Regions from separate parts of the Homo sapiens genome. Here region 1 is linked to region 2. Evidence: read pairs that join two places in POLR2A ChIA-PET (ENCODE). Cell type or tissue: OCI-LY7. All regions are shown on one strand. Links, peaks and the distances in the headings refer to the core of each region. The heading gives the core; the rest is flanking DNA.

Region 1 (11,164 bases), core at 1,363-9,362, 440 kb before region 2:
CTGGGTATATACCCAAAGGAATATAAATCATTCTGTCATAAAGATACATGCACACATATGTTCATTGCAGCACTATGCACAGTAACAAAGACATGGAATCAACCTAAATGTCCATCAATGACAGACTGGATAAAGAAAATGTGATACATATACATCATGGAATATTATGCAGCCATAAAAAAGGAATGAGATCATGTCCTTTGTAGGGACCTGGATGGAGTCTAAAGTTTTTAATAAACTTGCACTCCTGCTCTAAAACTTGCCTTGGTCTCTCCTTCTGCCTTATGCCCCTCAGTCAAATTCTTTCTTCTGAGGAGGCAAGAATTGAGGTTGCTGCAGACTCATACTGATACAGATTCACCGCCAGTAGCATACTTGGGTGCTGTGTGACTTGGATACGTTCCCAAGCGCTAACACACTTTGGCGCTGCATAGCTCACATATGTTCCCTAGTGGTTAGAGATCTCTACACCTTCTTCAGCTGCAGGCATTCAACCCCTGTACAGTTTTCTTCTCCCTTTCGCTCTCCTGCTCACTAACCAACGCCCAAAACAATTCCTCTCAGTCACAGTGGCTCTGCTCCCATGGCTGATTTTCTGCTCACCCTGACGGCTGGCTCGCAGGGGTGGGAAGAACCTTGGGGTCTGCACCAAGTAGAACTAAGGCACTAATGACCCTCCTGGACAAGAGGCTCATGAGGGTGGTAAAGCTAAAGCCTCAAACCGTGCAATATCTGGGGTGTCCTCTGCTTTTTCAAATAAGATCGGCTCTTTCCCAAGAACCCGCACTGCCTGTTCTTCTGTTTTCCTGTGTCTCCTGAAAAGCGGCCTTGAGCACCTGCCGAATGAACCATCGGCCTCAGGAGCAAGTCAGCCACTTGGCTTTCACTTCGAATGCCACATGACTTCTTAAACACACGCTCCCTGTTATTCATGTGCCTGCGGCTTTTGCATGGCAGAAAAGACACAGGCTTCCTTGCGGATATCTCCTGAGATTTATACTTGGTTTTAACCTAACAGCTTGGATGACCTCCAACCCTTCCCCTGTCTGCTGGCCCATGGCCAGGACAGACACTAACTGGAACTCTGGCTCTGCCAGCTCCTTATGACTTACCATATGCTTTTTGTTCCTGTTATGCCACAGGACCAAGTTTTCTGGTGGCTTTTGAAGCAGTTTGTCCACCTCCATAGGGCCTTCTTCTGGCCCTTTAAGGATCCCACCTACTTTTTTCTTTTTTTTTTTGTGCGTTAGCACCACTTGGGAGGAGGGGAAATTCTGCTTTTGCTATTTGTGAGTTCTTACTCCAAGCCCCAAGTCCTCCAGAGGTTGCTACTTTATGTCAAGAGGGCAAATGAATATTGCCCTCTTGAATCCGAGGTCTGCTCTTTTTGCAAGCATATGAAGGCTTTCCACAAGTGTTCCTCTCACTTCCTCCCACTTCCTCCCACTTCCTCCTGGAGCCTCCACTTCTCTAATTACTTCCACGCCCTTCTCAACAAGCATCAAGTCCTGCAAGGTCATATTCAAATCTTGCAGGGAGGGAAGTCCAGCCCCTTTGCAGCAGTGAGCTGAAAAACAGGCTTCTTGTCTACTTGAAGAACATGGGAACTAGGCATCTGACAAAGGAAATAATCATTTTGGCTGGGCGCGGTGGCTCACGCCTGTAATCCCAGCACTTTGGGAGGTTGAAGCGGGCAGATCACCTAAGCTCAGGAGTTCAAGACCAGCCTGGCCAACTTGGTGAAATCCCATCTCTAATAAAAATACAAAAATTAGCTGGGCATGGTGGCACATGCCTGTAATCCAAGCTACTTGGGAAGCTGAGGCAGGCAAATCACTTGAACCCAGAAGGCAGACGTTGCAGTGAGCTGAGATCATGCCATTGCACTCCAGCCTGGGTGACAGAGCCAGACTCTGTCTCAAAAAAAAAAAAAAAGAAAGAAAGAAATAATCATTTTTTTGCTAAAATGCTCTGAGTGAGAGTCTTGGAGACAAGGATACAGGCTGGTCCAAGGCCACAGGCACAGGAGACCCATAGGACAGAGATGAAGGCTGATCCCAGGCTAACAGATTACCATTAGAACAGAGATGAAGGCAAGGTTAGAGGTATACAGTAAGACAGTTCACTCTAGAACCTCAAGGATAAACATGGGACCCACTCTTCACTCCAGTATCTCCTCTGTTCTCAAGCGGGTAATGTGACGAGATGGGGCCAAGGGTACACGATAAGACTGCTTCATTCTGGAACCCAAAGGATGATGAGGGATGCCCCATTCAGGATAATAGGAAAGTAGAGGGAGTGCTTTCTTTTTTCCTTTTTCTCCTCTATTCTCTCTTCACAGATGGGTAATCGCATCTCCATACCACAGGACACGCCCCTCAGATGCATCCCCAAAACTGGGAAAAGTTTTATTACCCCAAACCTTAAGAAAAAAAAAAGTTTTCCTTTGTGATACTGCTTGGCCTAAAAATGAACTGGAAGGAAATTACAAAACTCAGCCATGGAACCCAACACTCCCTGTGCAGGAGGTCCTCAGATTAGCCTCCTCTGTCTTTTATAACCCAGATCAGAATAGGAGGACAGGGCTAAGAAAAAGGAGAAATGCGGGACAAGAGGCAACCTCAACAACTGGCTGCTTTACAAGCTCTCCAGCACTCTCCATGTTGCCCTAAGGATACTCCTCCAGGTAACTGCCAAAGGTACAAAAAGCCAGGACACTGGAAAACAAAGGGCCCCAATGGGATAAATGGGGAAAGGCCCCGCACGCTTGCCCCCTCTGCCACAAGCTCAGCCAGTGAAATGGGACTGCCCAGAGGGCCAAAGGGACCCTGGGACAGAATCCCAACCCCTGTTAGCCTGGAGCTGAAGGGCTGTCTGCTCAGGCCGGCTGGCTTCCAAACCAGACATCGTCATCAACAAGACAAGCCAAGGGAGGCAAGTAAAATGACACATTTCCCTTTTGGGTTCAAAAGCTGCCTATTCTGTGCTCATCTCCTTTTCTAAACAACTCTCCTCCAAATCCTGTTGAGTAATCAGGGCAAATGGCATTCCCTCTCTCTAAAAGAAAAGATTCACACCCCTTTATATTACTTAAGGGACCAATTACCATTCTCCCACCAGTCCCTGGTAATATCTAAATACCCCACACCTCTTTGGAGCAAAAATATACTCTCCAGCCAGGCGTGGTGCCTCACGCCTATAATCCCAGAATTTTGGGAGGCCAAGGTGGGTGGATCACTTGAGGTCAGGAGTTCGAGACCGGGCTGGCCAACGTGGCGAAACCCCGTCTCTACTAAAAAGAAAAAAAAAAAATTTGCCGGGTGTGATGACACGCACCTGTAATCCCAGCTACTTGGGAGGCTGAGGCATGAGAATCACTTGAACCTGGGAGGCAGAGGTTGCAGTGAGCTGAGATTGCACCACTGCACTCCAGCATGGGTGACTCTTTCTCAAAAAGAGAAGTATGTGTGTATATATATACTTTCCATATATACATATATATATATACACTTTCCATATATATATACTATCTATATATATAGATATACTTTCCATATATATATATTTTTTCCATTTATATATATATATACTTTCCATATATATATACTTTCCATATATATATATATACTTTCCATATATATATATACTTTCCATATATATATATACTTTCCATATATATATATATATATACTTTCCATATATATATATATATACTTTCCATATATATATATATACTTTCCATATATATATATATATATATATACTTTCCATATATATATATATATATATATATACTTTCCATATATATATATATATATATATATATATATATATATATATATACTTTCCAAGATGGGTGCTCACTTAGTATTTACCCAACCTCTATCCTATTTCTCCTAGGAAAGCTACCTAAATCTTTAACCGATAACTTCAATCTGGTCAGCCCCACCTCTGGGGTTTAGAAATAGCCCAAACTTATTCAGACAAGCCTTAGGAAAAATCTGAGCATTTTTTTTCAAATTTTTAAAAAATAAAAAATAAATATTTTAAAAATTGTGTAAAGTGCTTTACACACACAGCTTCAAGACAAGCCCAATTCAGACACAGGATAGAGAAAGAGCCCTCTGAAAGCTTATTTCTCACACCATATCCACCAGGGAGCCTGACATCCAGTTCCATAGTTTCTTCACTCCAGAGCTCAGGTCTAAAAGGTGACCTCTTTATAGAACCATGTGGCAGAGGGAAAGGAATGATGGAGAAGCCCACGCTGGCTCTTTTTTTTTTTTTTTTTTTTTGTTTTGAGATGGAGTCTCACTCTGTTGCCCTGGCTGGAGTGCAGTGGCATGATCTCAGCTCACTGCAACCTCTGCCTCCCAGTTCAAGCAATTCTCCTGCCTCAGCCTCCCAAGTAGCTGGGATTACAAGCTTGAGCCACATCATCCAGATAATTTTTTTTGTATTTTTAGTAGAGATGGGGTTTTGCCATGTTGGTCAGGCTGGTCTGGAACTCCTGACCTCAAGTGATCCTCCCACCTCGGCCTCCCAAAGTGCTGCGATGACAGGCATGAGCCACTGCACCCAGCCCCATGCTGGCTCTTAAAGCTTCTTCCTGAGAGGGACACTTGCCACTTCCTCTCTCATTTCATAGGTCAAAGCAGGCCAGAAGCCAATCAGGTTGTATATATGGGACAGAGAAGCCTTGCAATGGCGTGCAAGCTCCTTAGATCTGGCCACTGTCAGACTCAGACCTCAGCTCTTCTCTCCTGCTCCCACCTTTCTCCAGCCACAGACATCCTGGCTGTTGCTCAAATAAGCCAGGCCCACCTCGATCTCAGGGCAGGCTGTTCCCTCCACCTGAAACATAGACCTCCCCAAACAGCCTCAGGGCTCACTGCCCCACTTCCTTGGGTCTGTGCTCAAAAGCCACCTGGCCATCTTCAAATTGCAACTCTCCCCATGCCACCCCCCTACTCCCCTGTGCTTCATATTTATCACGATCTGACGTATTACATGAATTTCTCTAGTCTGTTTATTCCCTCTCTCTCTCTTTCATACAAACGTAAGCTTCATGAGTGCATTTTTTTTATTTATTTTTGAGTTTTTTTTCATTATTATTGTTGTTCACTGTTATGCCTCTGATACCCAGAACACTATCTGGCACAAAGAAAATGCAAAATAACCACAAAACCACTTTTCTTTCCTTTTTCTTTTTTCTTTTTTTTTTTTGTCTGAGATGAGGTCTTACTCTGTCGCCCAGGCTGGAGTGCAGTGGCGTGATCTCAGCTCACTGCAACCTCCGCCTCCTGCTTCAAGCCATTCTCCTGCCTCAGCCTCCTGAATAGCTGGGATTACAGGTGCCCACCACCAGTCCCGGCTAATTTTTGTGTTTTTAGTAAAGATGGGGTTTCACGATGTCGGTCAGGCTGGTCTTGAACTCCAGACCTCAAGCAATCCACCCGCCTTGGCCCCCCAAAGTGCAGGGATTATAGGTGAACCACCGCGCCCGACCCCAAACCACTTTTCCAATAAGTCAATAATGAATGAATGAATACAGAAAAATTATTAGCACAGGAGAAAGTCAGGAAACGTTGGCTTAAGTTATAACTATATGCCTCTCAATATATACCATAGTGTTAGGCTAAGTAAGTATTGATTAATTAACTTGGTAGCCTTCATTTGAAAACACTAGAATGTAAAAATGTACCTGGAGGTAAAGTTTATTTCCCAGCAGTTGAATTATAATGTTGGTTATCTACATTTTTCTGATTTTTATTAACAAAACCATACTTTGAGATTTCCCTATGTGCCAGGCACTGTGCAATGTGTGTACATGAATGTCTTATTAAATTCACATAACAGGCCGGGCGCAGTGGCTCACGCCTGTAATCCCTGCACTTTGGGAGGCCGAGGCGGGCGGATCACGAGGTCAGGAGTTCGAGACCAGCCTGGCTAACATGGTGAAATCCCATCTCTACTAAAAATACAAAAATTAGCCGGGTGCGGTGGCAGAAACCTGTAATCCCAGCTACTGGGGAGGCCGAGTTGGGAGAATTGCTTGAACCTGGGAGGCGGAGGTTGCAGTGAGCCGAGATCATGCCACTGCACTCCAGCTGAGGTGACAGAGCAAGACATCATCTGAGAAAAAAAAAAATCCGCACAACATCGACTTTGGGAGGTAACTAGCATTAGTATACCCATTAACACTTGGGTACCTGAGGCACAGGCATATTAGATGAGTGACTTCTGTAAGGTAATGCAGCTGGTTAGCAATGGAACCAGATTTTCAGCTCAAGTTTCATTCCAGAGCAAAAGTACACAGTCACACTATATTTTCACTTTCTACAATGAGCATAATTTATTTTTATAATAGGAAGAGGGAAGAGAAAGCTAATTAGGAGAAGGAGAAGGAGGAAGGAGAGAAAAGAAGGAAAGCAGAAGAAGGAAGGAAGGAAGGAAAGAAGAAAGAAAGAAAGAAAGAAAGAAAGAAAGAAAGAAAGAAAGAAAGAAAGAAAGAAAGAAAGAAGGAAGGAAGGAAGGAAGGAAGGAAGGAAGGAAGGAGAGAAAGAAAGAAAGAAAGAGGGAAGGAAGGAAGGAAGGAAAAGAAAGAAGGAAGGAAAGAAAGAAAGAAAGAAAGAAAGAAAGAGAAAGAAAGAAAGAATAAGAGGAAGAGGGGGATGAGAAGAAGGAGGAAGAGGCAGCCCCAAGATAAGGAGCTTGTGCCTCCTGATGCTGTGACAGACTTCAGCCCAATCACTTCATAGAACAGTTTCCTGCAAAGCCATGTATATGTCCAAGACTCCTTAATTATGCGGACATTAAAAAAAAAAACCTCATGAGCTCTTCTCTTAGTCCAGGCACCAGTGTGACTGAGGTGAAACTGATTGCAAAGTGGCTGATTGCTGGGAGAATGTCTTCTTTCCCTTTGATGAATCAACAGTTCACTGAATCACTAAACATGTTATGGATTGTGGGGCTCGATCACTGAAACTTAGGCTGGGCACGATGGCTCACGCCTGTAATCTCAGCACTTTAGGAGGCTGAGGCGGGCAGATCACTTGAGGTCAGGACTTGGAGACCAGCCTGATCAACATGGTAGAACCCCATCTCTACTAAAAATACAAAAATTAGCCAGGCATGGTGGCACGCATCTGTAATCCCCGCTACTTGGGAGACTGAGTCAGGAGAATCGCTTTAACCCAGGGGGTGGAGGCTGCAGTGAGCTGAGATCACGCCACTGCACTCCAGCCTGGGCAACAGAGTGAGACTCTGTCTCAAAATAAAGAAACTTAAAGTATGTTTCTTTAGGATCAGTGGAATGATTCTAAGTAAAGTTTTAGATGAAAAACTGTAATTCTTTATGCCTCGCAAGAATAATTGGAGTGTTTTCTCCTTCAGCCACTTCAACCCCTTATCTCCAAAAGCTTTGGATGTAAAACGGAGTCTCTTCTTCTGTGGTGCGGGCATTATCATCATTTTACAAACACAGGGAGGAAAGCAGAAGAGTTTCAAAGGTCCTATTTCCAAAGCAAAAGATCAAAGGGTCAAAATAACAAGTGGTCACTAAAAGGGAAATATTTTTAGAAGGCTTAACTCAATAGAAGTAACAGATGTCTTCCCCTTTTTTACTTTGCTCTTTCTCTTTTACCAAGCAAACCCACTGCTGCATTATACAACACAATCCAAGGATAAAGGGGAACTCTGAGGTCTAGGACAATATCCTTGCCCAATATTAGCTCATTTTAGGGGTCACTCAGCACTCAGCTATTTGTGGAAGCGAAGTTGATCTTTGTTTCCCACTCTCCATCTGTCTTGAGCTTACCTTCAATTCTAGGCAAATTGTTCTATGTGCGTAAACTACTGCTTGTTTGATCATTTTTCCATGATAGTTTGGTGGGTAAAATAATCTAATTAGCAGAAAGGCAGCCCACAGTATGCCCTTGAATCCAGCAAATCATAGAAGTTCAAGTTGTTCTTTGAGTCCTTGGTAAAACAGATAACATCTGCAATGTCTTAATATATTCCGTGGATCTCTTACAAACTAAATTGCTAATTTGTTAATTCTTTGCCATTGTGGCAGAAAACACATTCATTTTAAAGTGAACATAGCACATTTAACTTTGCCTTGAACTATGAAAGTGAACAATATCCTTTGACTCCCCACTTTTATTTTCATGACAAATTTAGGGACATTTTGTTAGTTTGGATTGTCTCCAGAATCTGAGACTTCACCCTCACTTGCTTTCTCTGTCGGGATGGAAAACACTACTTTGTTTGTCAGCCTTTCTTGCTACATTTGATGAGATTCCAAAACTGACCCAAATGGAGCTTTTTCAACCTGTTAAAGGACATCTGTGAAAAACCTGGAACATTTTACTCAATGATGAAAGACTGAATGCTTTCTATCTAAGATCAGGATCAAGTCAAGGTCATCCACTCTCATCACTCTTATTTAACATTATAATGGAAGATCTAGTCAGTTCAACAAGGCAAAAGCAAGAAATAAAAGGCATCCATATCAGAAAGGAAGAAGTAAAATTGTAGAAAACCCGATGGAATACAAAAAAAAAAAAAGATACCACGATAAGTGAGTTTAGCAAGGTTGTAGGATACAAAGTCAAAATAAAAAAATTAATTGAATTTCTATCTACTAACAATGAAAAATTTTAAATTTAAAACTCCCATTTCTAATACTATCAAAAATACAAAACATTTAAAGATAAATCTGACCGATGTGCAAGAGCAGTACACTGGACACCACAACACATTACAGAGATGAATTTTTAAAGACCTAAATAAATGGATAGATTTAATTTGTTTGTGTGCCAAAACAGTCAGTATTGCCAAGATGTCAGTTCTCCCCCATATTACTCTATAGTTTCAGGGCAATCCCAATAAAAATGCCTGCAGTTGTTTGTGGATTTTTTGTAGACATTGACAAGCTGATTCCAAAATTCATAAGGAAAGGCACAAATACCTAGAATAACAAAAACAAAGTTGGAGGGCTAATGGTACCTAATTTCAAAAGTCATTATAAAGCCCCAGTAATAAAACAACATGGTATTGGCATAAATATTAACAAATAGATCAATGAACTGAACAGAGTCTAGAAACAAACACACACATATATGGACAATTGATTTTTTTTCTTTTCTTTCTTTTTTTTTTTTTGAGACGGAGTTTTGCTCTTGTTACCCAGGCTGGAGTGCAATGGCATGAATTCAGCTCACCGCAACCTCCACCTCCCAGGTTCAAGCAATTCTCCTGCCTCAGCCTCCCAAGTAGCTGGGATTACAGGCATGCGCCACCACACCCAACTAATTTTGTATTTTTAGTAGAGATAGGGTTTCTCCATGTTGGTCAGGCTGGTCTTGAACTCCTGACCTCAGGTGATCCACATGCCTTGGCCTCCCAAAGTGCTGGGATTACAGGCATGAGCCACCGCACCTGGCCTGACAATTGATTTTTAACAAGGATGTGAAGGCAATGCAGTGAAAAAGGACCACCTCCTCAACAAATGGTGCTGAAGCTTTTTTTGTTTTGTTTTGTTTTAAGACGGAGTCTTGCTCTATTTCCCAGACTGGAGTGCAGTGGCGTCATCTCAGCTCACTGCAAACTCTGTCTCCCGAGTTCAAGTGATTCTCCTGCCTCAGCCTCCTGAGTAACTGGGATTACAGGGGCTGGCCACCATGCCCAGCTTATTTTTGTATTTTTAGTAGAGATGGGGTTTCACCATAATGGCCAGGGTGGTCTTGAACACCTGACCTCAGGTGATTCACCCACCTCTGCCTCCCAAAGTACTGGGATTACAGGTGTGAGCCACTGCGCCTGGCCCGGTGCTGGAGCAATTTGATGATTTGTATGAACCAATATGAACTTGGGTCCATGCACATCATAGACAAAAAAAAAAACTCAAACTAGATCATGGATCACAATGTAGAGCTAAACTAACGAATATGTAGAAGACAACATAAGAAATTCTTTTCTGACTTTAAGTTAGCCAATGATTTCCTATGTTTGACACCACAGCATGATTTGTTCAAAAAAACTGATAAATTGGACTTCCTCAAAACTAAGGACAAACAATTAGCCACATCCAGATATGATCAGACATCAAGCTGGAATCATAAAGAAATACTTTCTGCCTGGAAAACTCATAGCTTGCTCCAGGTGGTCTGTCACCCCAGTGTGGGAATGGTTGATATATTTGCTGAGAGCAAATAGTTTATATGCTGAAGGCAATTTGAGGACATCTGGCCCTTCCTTTGTCCACCGATTGACCTTAGTAAAAACAGATAAGGGAGCCAATGGATAGACACACAAAGCCTCCTTTTCTGCCCATTCTTTTTACCTTTATTGTACGGGCAATATTTGGTTTGATAACGCTAAGCTTAATGAGCTATTTAACCTTCACCCGGTGTCTAGGGTTATTGCCCCAGAGTGAAGGAAGTACAAAACTTGAAAACAAAGAGGAATTTTAAAATCCTAAATGTCTTTGCCATTTAAAATATTTATTTTTTTCCTCTTGAAAAGCTAGTGATTGCTTCCTTATTACAGCACCGTAAAAAAAGTCCCAATAATCCTTGTTTCTATATTATAGCATATAAATGAGATGAAACTGTATTTGAATTCCAGTTTTACCTCCCAACAGTTGTGTGTCATTGGGCAAACAACTGAGCCTCAGTTTCCTTGTCTGTCAAAGAGTAATAACATCTTCGTAAGGTTTTTGTGAAGCTAAAATGAGAATGTGTGCAAACATGCACCACTATGCCAGGCATATAGTAAATTGCCAATAAAGACGACATAAGTTTTAAATTACATGCAGTCAAATCCGTCTGTCTTTTTCCCTGTCGCTTCATCCTACTCACCGCCACTCATCTTTCAAAATTCAACTCCAACATCTCCTTGGAGACATCGTCTCTGACCTGCCCTGTCTTCTTGCTCCCCTGGTGGCTTTTACATCCCCCACTGGAACACACAGCACTTGCCACACAGTCAGGACCCATCTCCTAGTCTGTCTCTGGTTCCACCCACTGGATTATAAACTCCTTAAAGGTAGGGCATTTCTTCCACTTTGTGCCCTGGCACCTAGCGCATTGCCTAGCACGTACCAAGCAAGCACTCGACACACATATGTCTCCTTTTCCGTAATCAACAAATCTCGGTT
Region 2 (9,927 bases), core at 1,868-9,867:
CACCTGAAACTTGTAATATTTTGAAGGTAGCTCTGCCTTTGAGGGCCTAATTTTCCCCAGGCTATATTCCCCTTTCTTTGAAAAGCACCCACATGTATTTAACAGTAAACTGTGCATACAGTTTCAGAGGTTCAGGAGCCCCATAACCTATCTTGGATCTCAGGTTACACAGGTTAAGAATTCTTATTCATGCCAAAATATACAATCCAAAGGTAGAATTTTAGGTTATTATTTTAATCTTTGTGGTATTCTGTTTTTCAAACTTTCTAAAATTAGTATTATTTCTGTAACTAGGAAAATACATTTTAAAGAGTTACCAGGAAGAAAAGGAAGAAAGAAAGAGGAAGGAAGGAAGGAAGGAAGGAGGGAGGGAGGGGAGAGAGGGAGAGAAAAAAGAAAGAGTGACAGAAAGAGAAGAAGGAAGGAGGGAGGGAGGGGAGAGAGGGAGAGCAAAAAGAAAGAGAGAAAGAGAAGGAAGGAGGGAGGGAGGGGAGACACGGAGAGCAAAAAGAAAGAGAGAAAGAGAAGAAGGAAGGAGGGAGGGAGGGGAGAGAGGGAGAGAAAAAGAAAGAGTGAGAGAGAGAAAGAGAAGAAGGAAGGAAGGGAGAAAGAAAGGGAAGGGAAGGGAAAGGGATGGGAAAGGGAAGGGAAAGGGAGAGAAAGTAAGGAAAATGAATTAGTTTTGTGTTCCCCAAGTTAATCTTTGCTGAGTGGCTGAGATGTTGGTTGAAAGGATGGGCAAGAACAGAGTAGGGTGACAGTCATTGGTCACCTACAACTTTAGTCTAAGACAAAGGGTTGAAAGAGACCATCTTGGCCAGGCGTGGTGTCTCATGTCTGTAATCCCAGCACTTTGGGAGGCCCAGGCAGGCGGATCACCTGAGGTCGGGAGTTTGAGACCACCCTGACCAACATGGAGAAACCCCATCTCTACTAAAAATACAAAATTAGCCTGGTGTGGTGGTGCATGTCTGTAATCCTGGCTACTCGGGAAGCTGAGTCGGGAGAATCTCCTGAACCTGGGAGGCGGAGGTTGCAGTGAGCTGAGATCACACCATTGCACTCTAGCCTGGGCAACGAGAGCAAAACTCCATCTCAAAAAAAAAGAAAAAGACCATCTCATTCGTACATGTTTTTCTACATTTCTCCTCTATTTCAACAGTTTTGCTTTTAAAATATGTATTTTTGCAGCCACAATCGGGAGATGCCTTCTGGATATCATCCTTTGACCATTAATTTTAATTTTGAATTGATTCAAAGTTTTCTCATTCATCCAATCTTTCCTCATATTCCCTTGTTTTTATGGATAAGCTTCCAATATTTCTGCCTAAACTTGTTCAAGTTCTAAACATGAGTTTCTTCATAGTAGAAAATATGGCTTTGTGGTGGCTGTCTCAACAGTCAAGTGTTTGCTCATTAAAGAAACTTCATTAACACTAGTATTAGGGGCCTATCAGGTATTGATACTGACAAGCTTCCATCACCAAGTTGGACTTGGGTGGTTCAGTCCTGTTCTCATGGCCAATGAGAAGTTAGGGGAGGAGGTGCTCCAATTATTACGTCCAATAGAATTAAGAGAAAGGGAACCAGTGGGCACAGGAAGACAGCTGGACCTCTCACTGAGATACTGCAAAGGCTAACAGCCAGTCTAGGAACTTAGTCACAGTGGGCCCTCCTTGAGCCAGTTCCACTGTTCAGAAAGCTATGCCAAGCCCCTAAAAGACCTAAAGGCTGACAAAACATCTGACTTTTCGGTAGAATCCCATCATTAAGTATATGAACAATCCAGTATGGTCATCTTATGTTATGTGTATCTGACTGATAAGGGGGAAAAAAAAAGAAGAGTAATAATCAACTTAGCCTAGAAGGTAAAATATATCAAAACAAGAGTCTATGTAAGAACAAACAGAAATCTTTGGTGTTAAAAGGTTGGAGGCAGCCAGGTGCAGTGGCTCATTCCTGCAAATCCCAGCACTTTGGGAAGCTGAGGCAGGAGGATAGCTTGAGGCCAGGAATTTGAGACCAGCCTGGGCAACACAGCGAAACTTTGTTTCTTCAGTTATTACAGCTATTCCCAAAAACAAAAAGTTTGGAATAGCCGTAATACTCATCTAGGATATTTCTATTATGTAGGAATTAGTATCTATACTTTTCTTATGCCAGCACTTAGCTGCCCCACCAAAAGGTCTTTCACTGACACAATAAAGAGGCAGGATTTGAATTCAGACAGATCTGGCTCTTAAATACTAGTCCACTTCACTGCACCATGCTACCTCCCACAACTAGGATGGGAAAAGACATTTACGATTGTGAAAAGCCTGGAACGCACGAACTGATCAGTTTAAGAGGGTTCGATGCATACACCTCCTACACAGTGTTATGAAACTGTCCCAAATATTTAGGAGGAACTGAGCGTTCAGACACTAGAATTAGCTTTCAAACTATGCCAACATGTCATTTAACATGCAAGTGCTCAAAATTAAATTGCACTTCTGCCCTCAAAAAACCCTAGTTGATAGCTTGGGTGTTTCTTATCATTTTTATTAGCTGGGGTTATGAAACTTAAATGGGTGATGTTGCTAAAACACTTTTCTCTAACACTTTCCCATGGGGAGTTAGAGGGAGGCTGCATGATTTGGCCGGGTTTTGTTCATCACAAATTAGGTCAACAGCCCAATCCCAAAAGAAAGCACCATTAGTGAAATGACACGTTTCAAGGGCTTTCCAAAATCAGTCCACTGGGTTTTGGCAAGCTCCAGCAAGGGTGGAGAGGGGTAAGGAGCAGCCAGGCCTTAATGGCCTTCTGAACTTGGGTCCTGTATCTGACAAGGTTTCCAATGGCTCCTATGAACAAAACTGACTTTGCTCTTACTGCTGTTATGCAATTAAAGCAGCCAAATGCTGAAATAAAAAATCTTAACAATAAGGATTTACAGTAACGAAAAATTACCCCGTTTTTTCTTCAGTGATGATGCAGCCAGATTGATGAGAGAAAAAAAAAATCAACATTAGGAAACAGAATGTTGATTTCCTTTGTTCTAAAAATAATCAAGTAGCCTGATTATTTTTAGCCAAAATGCAATATAGCAATGAAAGAATACTTTGTGAAATGTTTAACACTGACATCTTTTAATGTTACTCTTTTCAGATTATTTCAACAAGCAAAGTAAGTGTCAGCAGTTTTTACTATAATTGCCAAATGGTATTAGGAATATTACCTTTCCTCCCTTGCTTACAACAAAAACAAATACAAAAATTAAAGTTATAGGTAAAGATATATTATCAAAGGGGATTTTTTTTTAGACAAGAGTCTCGCTCTTGTCACCAAGGCTGGAGTGCAGTGGCGCAATCTCAGCTCACTGCAACCTCCGCCTCCGGAGTTCAAGCGATTCTCCTGCCTCAGCCTCCTGAGTAGCTGGGATTACAGGCTCCCACCACCATGCCTGTAATCCCAGCTAATTTTTTGTATTTTTACTAGAGACAGGGTTTCGCCTGGGTGACAGAGCGAGACACCATCTCAAAGAGTAGTGGCTATCAACCTACACTGTACAGGAGCCCTTGGGAATTACATTTTTAAAAAAGACACATGGTGGACCCTCATGCCCCTCATCAACGAAACAGAACTGGGTACTTTCCCAGATGAGGCCCATGTGCAGCCGTGATTTACCTTGGAACCCCATTCGGCCTTGAAGTTTGGGAGGAAAGAATTCCATTTGTAGCTCCAGCAGAGATTTATGATTAAATTTACGGTGTTTAGCCCATCTCCCTGGCCAAGGAGACTTAAGGAGACACTGGCTGAGGGTTTCCAGAAAATGTTATTCATTCTTCTGCAAAAACTGCAGCCAGGACTACCTCTGGTTAATCCCATCAGTTTGGACAGGTTACCTTTCACTAGCAACATTAAAGGCCCCAAATTAGAAAGCAACACATAGGCATGGTGAAGTCAAGAAAAGGGTGGACTTGAATGTTTATTTACAGGATGCTGCAAGATAGGAAATTCCACATAGAAATTAGAAACCTAGTCAGAGGACAAGCTTCATACAGTATGTATGTACAGTTGGAACTGTTCAAGTATAGTTTCAGTGTAAAAAGTGCTACAGTAACAAACCACATTTAAGAAAGAGTTCTTAGTAGAGAAACAATAAGACAAAATACCAAACGTAGTACACAACAAATTTATGTCTCAGCTACATGATCTAAAAGTTAAAGGTCCCAGGAGCCCCATCCTGAACTTGGAAAGTGTAGCCTTCAGAGGTAGTTTCTGGTACAACGTTTTGATCTTCCTCTTCCTGGAAATATATTAAAAAATAAGTATAAAAATGATATAAGTATTCCAAGCAGCAGCCTACCTGAAGTCTGTATTTAATCTCTAGGTCTTGATCTGCATATTACACCTTTAATCCTGTATGATATTATAGTATTTGACATAGAGGAGGGAGGGTCTCTGAAACTTTGCCAATTCATAAATGCTAGCTACTACAGTAACACAAACAGGCCGAGATTTTTTTCTTCCCCAACCGTCACTTTTCAATAGGAAAAGACTGTATTAGGCCCAGAGCATGGTGATGAGTTTGGCCTACTTCTCTATCACCTCCTACAATGACACCCGTTAACTTACCCTCAAGATATTCTAAGATTCTCAAGGTTGTTCATTTGAAACTAATCTGGTGGCTTTTAAAATCTCAGTTTAAAAAGATTTTATTACCATCAAGCCAAACTAGAGGGGCAAATAAGTACATTATGTCCCATGCACACTGATATTTTACTATATTTAACAAAGATATGACACTTATTTTTAAAAGGGAAAAAAAGGCTTATGGCCTTGACTTTATGTTTCCAAGTTGTTATTAATATTACCATCCATTACTCACCTCTACAGAGAAATACTTCTCAATTAAGCTTAACGAAGCCTTATACACAGACTCATTTTCATGGTTTTGTAGAGCTTCAATTTTGTCTAAGCCTCCACATTCTTCAATCATTATACTAAGTTTCTCAGTTTCACCTAGTTTCTCAGCAGCCTAAAAAAAAAAAAAATCCAAGTTTACTGGCATATACTCTGGTTTTATTTTAATGAAGAAAACATCAATAATTTGAATATTGATACGTCAGGCAGAAATAAGCACCTAACAATTCCTTCATCAAGCCTATCATAGTTTTATGTCCATTTTATATTTTGTTGACACTCAATGTGATTGGATCTGTACCTGCTTTTAGCACTACTTCAACTGGAGCCAAAGATCTTACAATCAGTAGTAGCTCCCAACCTTTTCTATGTATCAAAATCATGCGGGCAACTTTTAAAACAACACTACATTCCAGTTCAACTGGTCTGCTATGGGAACAGGGGTGTATTGTTTCATAAAGCATCCTATGTCATCACAAGGTGTAGTCAAGGTGTCTAAGGGCAAAGATGGCCTATGGAGTGCTAAACTAAACGTCCCCAAACAGAATGTGTGTTGGTATTAAGGATTTACTGGACATATGGAATGGTATGTAGGTTAGTTTTCCTTTAAATTTTCAACCTTAAAGAGATACATAAATATCTATAGATGAAAAAAACAGATTTGCTTCAAAATAACTTAGGGGATTAGATGAGGGGAAGAAGAAATACTGGCCACATACTGACAAATTATTTATACACAGTAACAGATACGCTAGCATCCATTATTGAAGGCTCAACTTTTTTTTTTTTTTTTTTTAAGACAGTTTCACTCTTGCCCAAGCTGGAGTGCAATAACACAAACTTGGCTCACTGCAACTTCCGCTTCCCGGGTTCAAGCGATTCTCCTGCCTCAGCCTTCTGAGTAGCTGGGATTATAGGCGCCCACCACCACACATGGCTAATTCTTGCATTTTTAGCAGAGACAGGGTTTCGCCATGTTGGCCAGGCTGGTCTCGAACTCTTGACCTCAGGTGATCCACCCACCTCGGACTTCCAAAGTGCTGTGATTACAGGCATGAGCCACCGTGCCTGGCCAAGTCATTCAAATTTAATGTCACCAAAAATCGGTATGAAATTGGGAAATTAAATCAACCAAGTAAACAGGTGTGATGAGTCCACATAAGCGCCTGACTCCGATTCAGGTCACACCATCCACTTGTCGTCTCTTTTGTATCTTTTATAATGCCTGCCTCATTTTTAATCAAAGGGGTGGCCACATAAACAGGCTTTCTGATTCTGTGGCTTACTAGTGAGTAAACTTACAGCTGCCCTCCCCCAAGTCTAAATAGTAAACTGATTATTATCAAGTCCAAATTCAAACAAAGCCACCTTGATAGGACTTACCTGAAAGATATTTGAAATGGCATCCAGGATAACCAGAATAATCTTGGTATCTTTTGCAGTTAAGAGGTTCATCAACGGTTCTATTATGCCACAGTGAACAAGGTACACAATCTGTTCAACTGTTCCACCACTGGTATAGTTGGTCACGGCCCACACAGCTTCCTTTTGTGTCTTAAAATCTGCCTATTAAACATAAGGAAATGGTTTTATTTCAGAACAGTTGCACAAATAAGATTCCAAGAGTACTTTTTCACAAAAACAATGACTGAAAGTACCAAGGTTCTATCCAACCTTAAGTAAAAGGGGTTACTGGGTATTGTTCAGCAAAGGACTCCTAGTAGAACCCAAGATTCTTGCACGTGAAGAAGCTTATCAAGCACAGCTTTCTATAAATACTAAAAATGACTTGATTAAATCCTAAGACTTCGTTACCTTAGAGAGAACACTGACAAGGAATGGGACTAATCCATGATTCACAACTTGCTGTATCTGGTCCTGGCGGCCGGCTGTGATGTTTGACATTGTCCACGTAGCTTCCTTCTGAATGTTAGTTTTGGGGTTGGTGAGCAGGCTGGGAAAGACGGCGAGTGCTCCTGCATCAATCACAACCTGAGTCTGTTCATCTGTACCAGTGACAATATTCCCTATGGCTCTTAGGGCAGGAGTCTGAAAAAAAAAAAATATGTTGATGCTGGTTATTTTTTCCCCAGCACTTTAGAAATTCTATACCCTAAAAGTTTTAACAAGAGGCCCATCATGGCCTGAAATAGGCAATATTTCAATATTACTATCAACTGATTATGCTTTTTTTTTTTTTTTTGAGAGACTGGAGTATAATGGCACGATTTCGGGTCACTGCAGCCTCTGCCTCCCAGATTCAAGCAATTCTCCTGCCTTAGCCTCCCGAGTAGTTGAGATTACAGACACGTGCCACCATGTCCAGATAATTTCTTTGTATTTTTAGTAGAGATGGGCTTTCACAATGTTGGCCAGGCTGGTCTCGAACTCCTGACCTCAGGTGATCCACCTGCCTTGGTCTCCCAAAGTGCTGGGATTACACAGGTGTGAGCCACCACTACCACGCCCAGCCCTGATCATGCTTCTTATACTTATGTCCTAATCTACAAGTAAATAACTTACCACAATTGGCAATTCAGAAGCTCCTAGAAGCTTCACAAGTTGGGGCACAACTCCTGTTTTCACCACCATGCCAATTCGTTCATTTGGACCATCAGTAAGGTAGGAAATAGCCCAGCAGGTATCTGCTAATACTTCTGGATCATCATGATGCAGGAGCCGAACTAAGGTAGGAAGAATCTGCTCAACAGCATCTATCGGGGGTGCAGGATTCTTGTTGCGGCAAAGATTAGAAAGTGTCCAGGTAAGATTACGTAAGTAGCCACACTGGGGGAAAAAAAATAGGCAATGAGAGGTTCTGTCTTTTGAGAAGATGGGGGAAATTAGAATGAAGAAGTGAGTAACTTTACTCATGTTAGTAACTTACTGCTAAAGATGACATATCAGGAACTGCAAGGAGAGCCAACAGTGGGTCAACTGCACCGTACTTAATAACCAAGTCTCGGAACACTGAGCCATCACCTGAAAAAAAAGGCAAGATTAATTTTTTTTTTTTTTTTTTTGAGACGGAGTTTCTCTCTGTCGCCCAGGCTGGAGTGCAGTGGCGCGATCTCGGCTCACTGCAAGCTCCGCCTCCTGGGTTCAAGCCATTCTCCTGCCTCAGCCTCAGGCGCCCGCCGCCACGCCCGGCTAATTTTTTGTATTTTTAGTAGAGGTGGGGTTTCACTGTGTTAGCCAGGATGGTCTCAATCTCCTGACCTCATGATCCACCCGCCTCTGCCTCCCAAAGTGCTGGGATTACAGGCGTGAGCCACCATGCCCGGCCGAGGCAAGATTAATTTTATTACCTTGTCCAACACCATCAATTTTCAGTGACTGAATGCACCAGCAAAAACTCCCAAACTTACTTAGATGGCCCTCTGCTGCCTTTGTAAAGACGACACTTTCATTCCTAATAAGGGCTTGAAAGCAAGCTCAAAACTTGACAAAGTCACTATTACTTATAACAAGGCCTTTCTTCCAACTAATTACGATTAGATACATTCAGTCAAAAGAACTTCAAGTCCAAGTACCTGCAATGTTTCCTAGAGCCCAGACAGCTTGTTCACTGATGTGAGCATGGGGAGATGCCAACAGAGAAATGAATGCTGGGATGGCACCTCCATCTACCACAGCCTTGGTTTGTTCTGATGTCCCAGAAGCAATGTTAGTGAGTGCCCAAGCAGATTCAAACTGAATGGGACTACAATCAGTTCTGCCCAAGAAGGACACAAATTTCGGAATCAAACCAGCCCGGATTATGTTGTCTATGGGGGGCTGTTTTTCTCTGGAAAGTAGTTTCCTAAAGGGGAACAAAAAGAGAAATAAAAGTTGACAGTGATTAACAAAAGGAGTTTGTGTAAAAACCAATATAAAATGCAATTCAAGAGTTTAGAACTTCAGACAACCTTTTAAGTAAATCACTAAATGCTGAGACATTCTGGAACCTAAGAGAAGCTGAACAGATTACTTGTATGGTGCTATGTATGCGGTATAATTAACTACCATTTTTCCAGAAATTAATGTAGATTACCCTCCTTTCCATCCCTGCAGAAATCTACTCCAGATCTTGTCACTTTTTAAAAAAACTTTTCACATTCTGACAGGGTTATACTCTCACTGAATTTGTTCTGATAGTTGTGGTTAAGCACATTTTGTTTTTTTGAAATAGGATCTCACTCCACTCAGGCTAGAGTGCAGTGCCACGATCACAGCTCACTGCAGCCTCGACCTCCTGGGCTCAAGTGATCCTCCCACCTCAGCCTCCTTAGTAGCTGGGACGACAAGTGTGCACCGCCACACCCAAGTTATTTTATTTATTTATTTTTTGAGACAGAGTCTTGCTCTGTCGCCATGCTGGAATGCAGTGGCAAGATCTCAGCTCACTGCAACCTCCGCCTGCTGGGTTCAAGTGATTATTGTGCCTGAGCCTCCCAAACACGTGAGATTACAGGCATGTGCCACCACACCCAGCTAATAATTTCTTTTGTAGAAACTGGCTCTCACCATGTTGCCCAGGCTGGTCTCAAACTCCTGGGCTCAAGTAACCGACCCCTTGGCCTCCCAAAGTGCTGGGATTACAGGAATGAGCCACAGCACCCAGCCTAGAACTTTTTAATGATAATTTACCATTGAAATTTTTCTTCTGCACACTGTCAAGCTATAGAACTTATTAATCCTTTCTATTATATCATAAATATCCACGTATAGTGGGAGGTAAAGGTCAAATTATACTTATCTCCTAAATGGATCTATCATTCTAAATGCATGTCTCAATCCCACTTACTATTTATTTCTTCCTTCCCCTGCCAGTGACTTGAAACATTACTTTGGTAAAAACTTTATGGGCAGGTGCAATGGCACACACCTGTGATCCCAGCACTTCAGGAGGCTGAGGTCAGAGGACTGCTTGAACCCAGGCATTCCAGGCCAGCCTGGGCAAAATAGCAAGGCCTCCCCTCTCAAAAAAATTAATAAATAAAAAATACTATTTGGCTTATGGCTGGCTGGCCTAATCTTTC

The links. Peaks named below come from ENCODE experiments on the same cell type or tissue, not always from the same donor. Only the 100,000 strongest peaks of a DNase experiment are listed, where the experiment ranks them.
Region 1: POLR2A ChIA-PET joins it to region 2 with 14 read pairs; 2 of 35 experiments call an interaction of 5 or more read pairs at or near these places.

The regions. Positions count from the first base shown.
Region 1 is chr17:68,481,866-68,493,029 of GRCh38, reverse strand. It overlaps a transcript of PRKAR1A not described here. Among named protein-coding and RNA genes, the nearest start is that of PRKAR1A, 25 kb to the left of the region's middle. In OCI-LY7, for the core only: no CTCF peak of the experiment used is centred there; DNase peaks (open chromatin) are centred at 1,529, 4,659 and 7,640; H3K4me3 peaks cover 2,695 bases; H3K27ac peaks cover 2,729 bases.
Region 2 is chr17:68,040,866-68,050,792 of GRCh38, reverse strand. KPNA2 (karyopherin subunit alpha 2) reads right to left here. Exons shown (of 11, transcript NM_002266.4): 5 at 8,440-8,708; 6 at 7,794-7,888; 7 at 7,430-7,693; 8 at 6,722-6,955; 9 at 6,290-6,472; 10 at 4,872-5,021; 11 at 3,939-4,289. The coding sequence ends at 4,197. Among named protein-coding and RNA genes, the nearest start is that of KPNA2, 10 kb to the right of the region's middle. RefSeq lists a silencer at 2,353-2,553. In OCI-LY7, for the core only: no CTCF peak of the experiment used is centred there; no DNase peak of the experiment used is centred there; H3K27ac peaks cover 676 bases.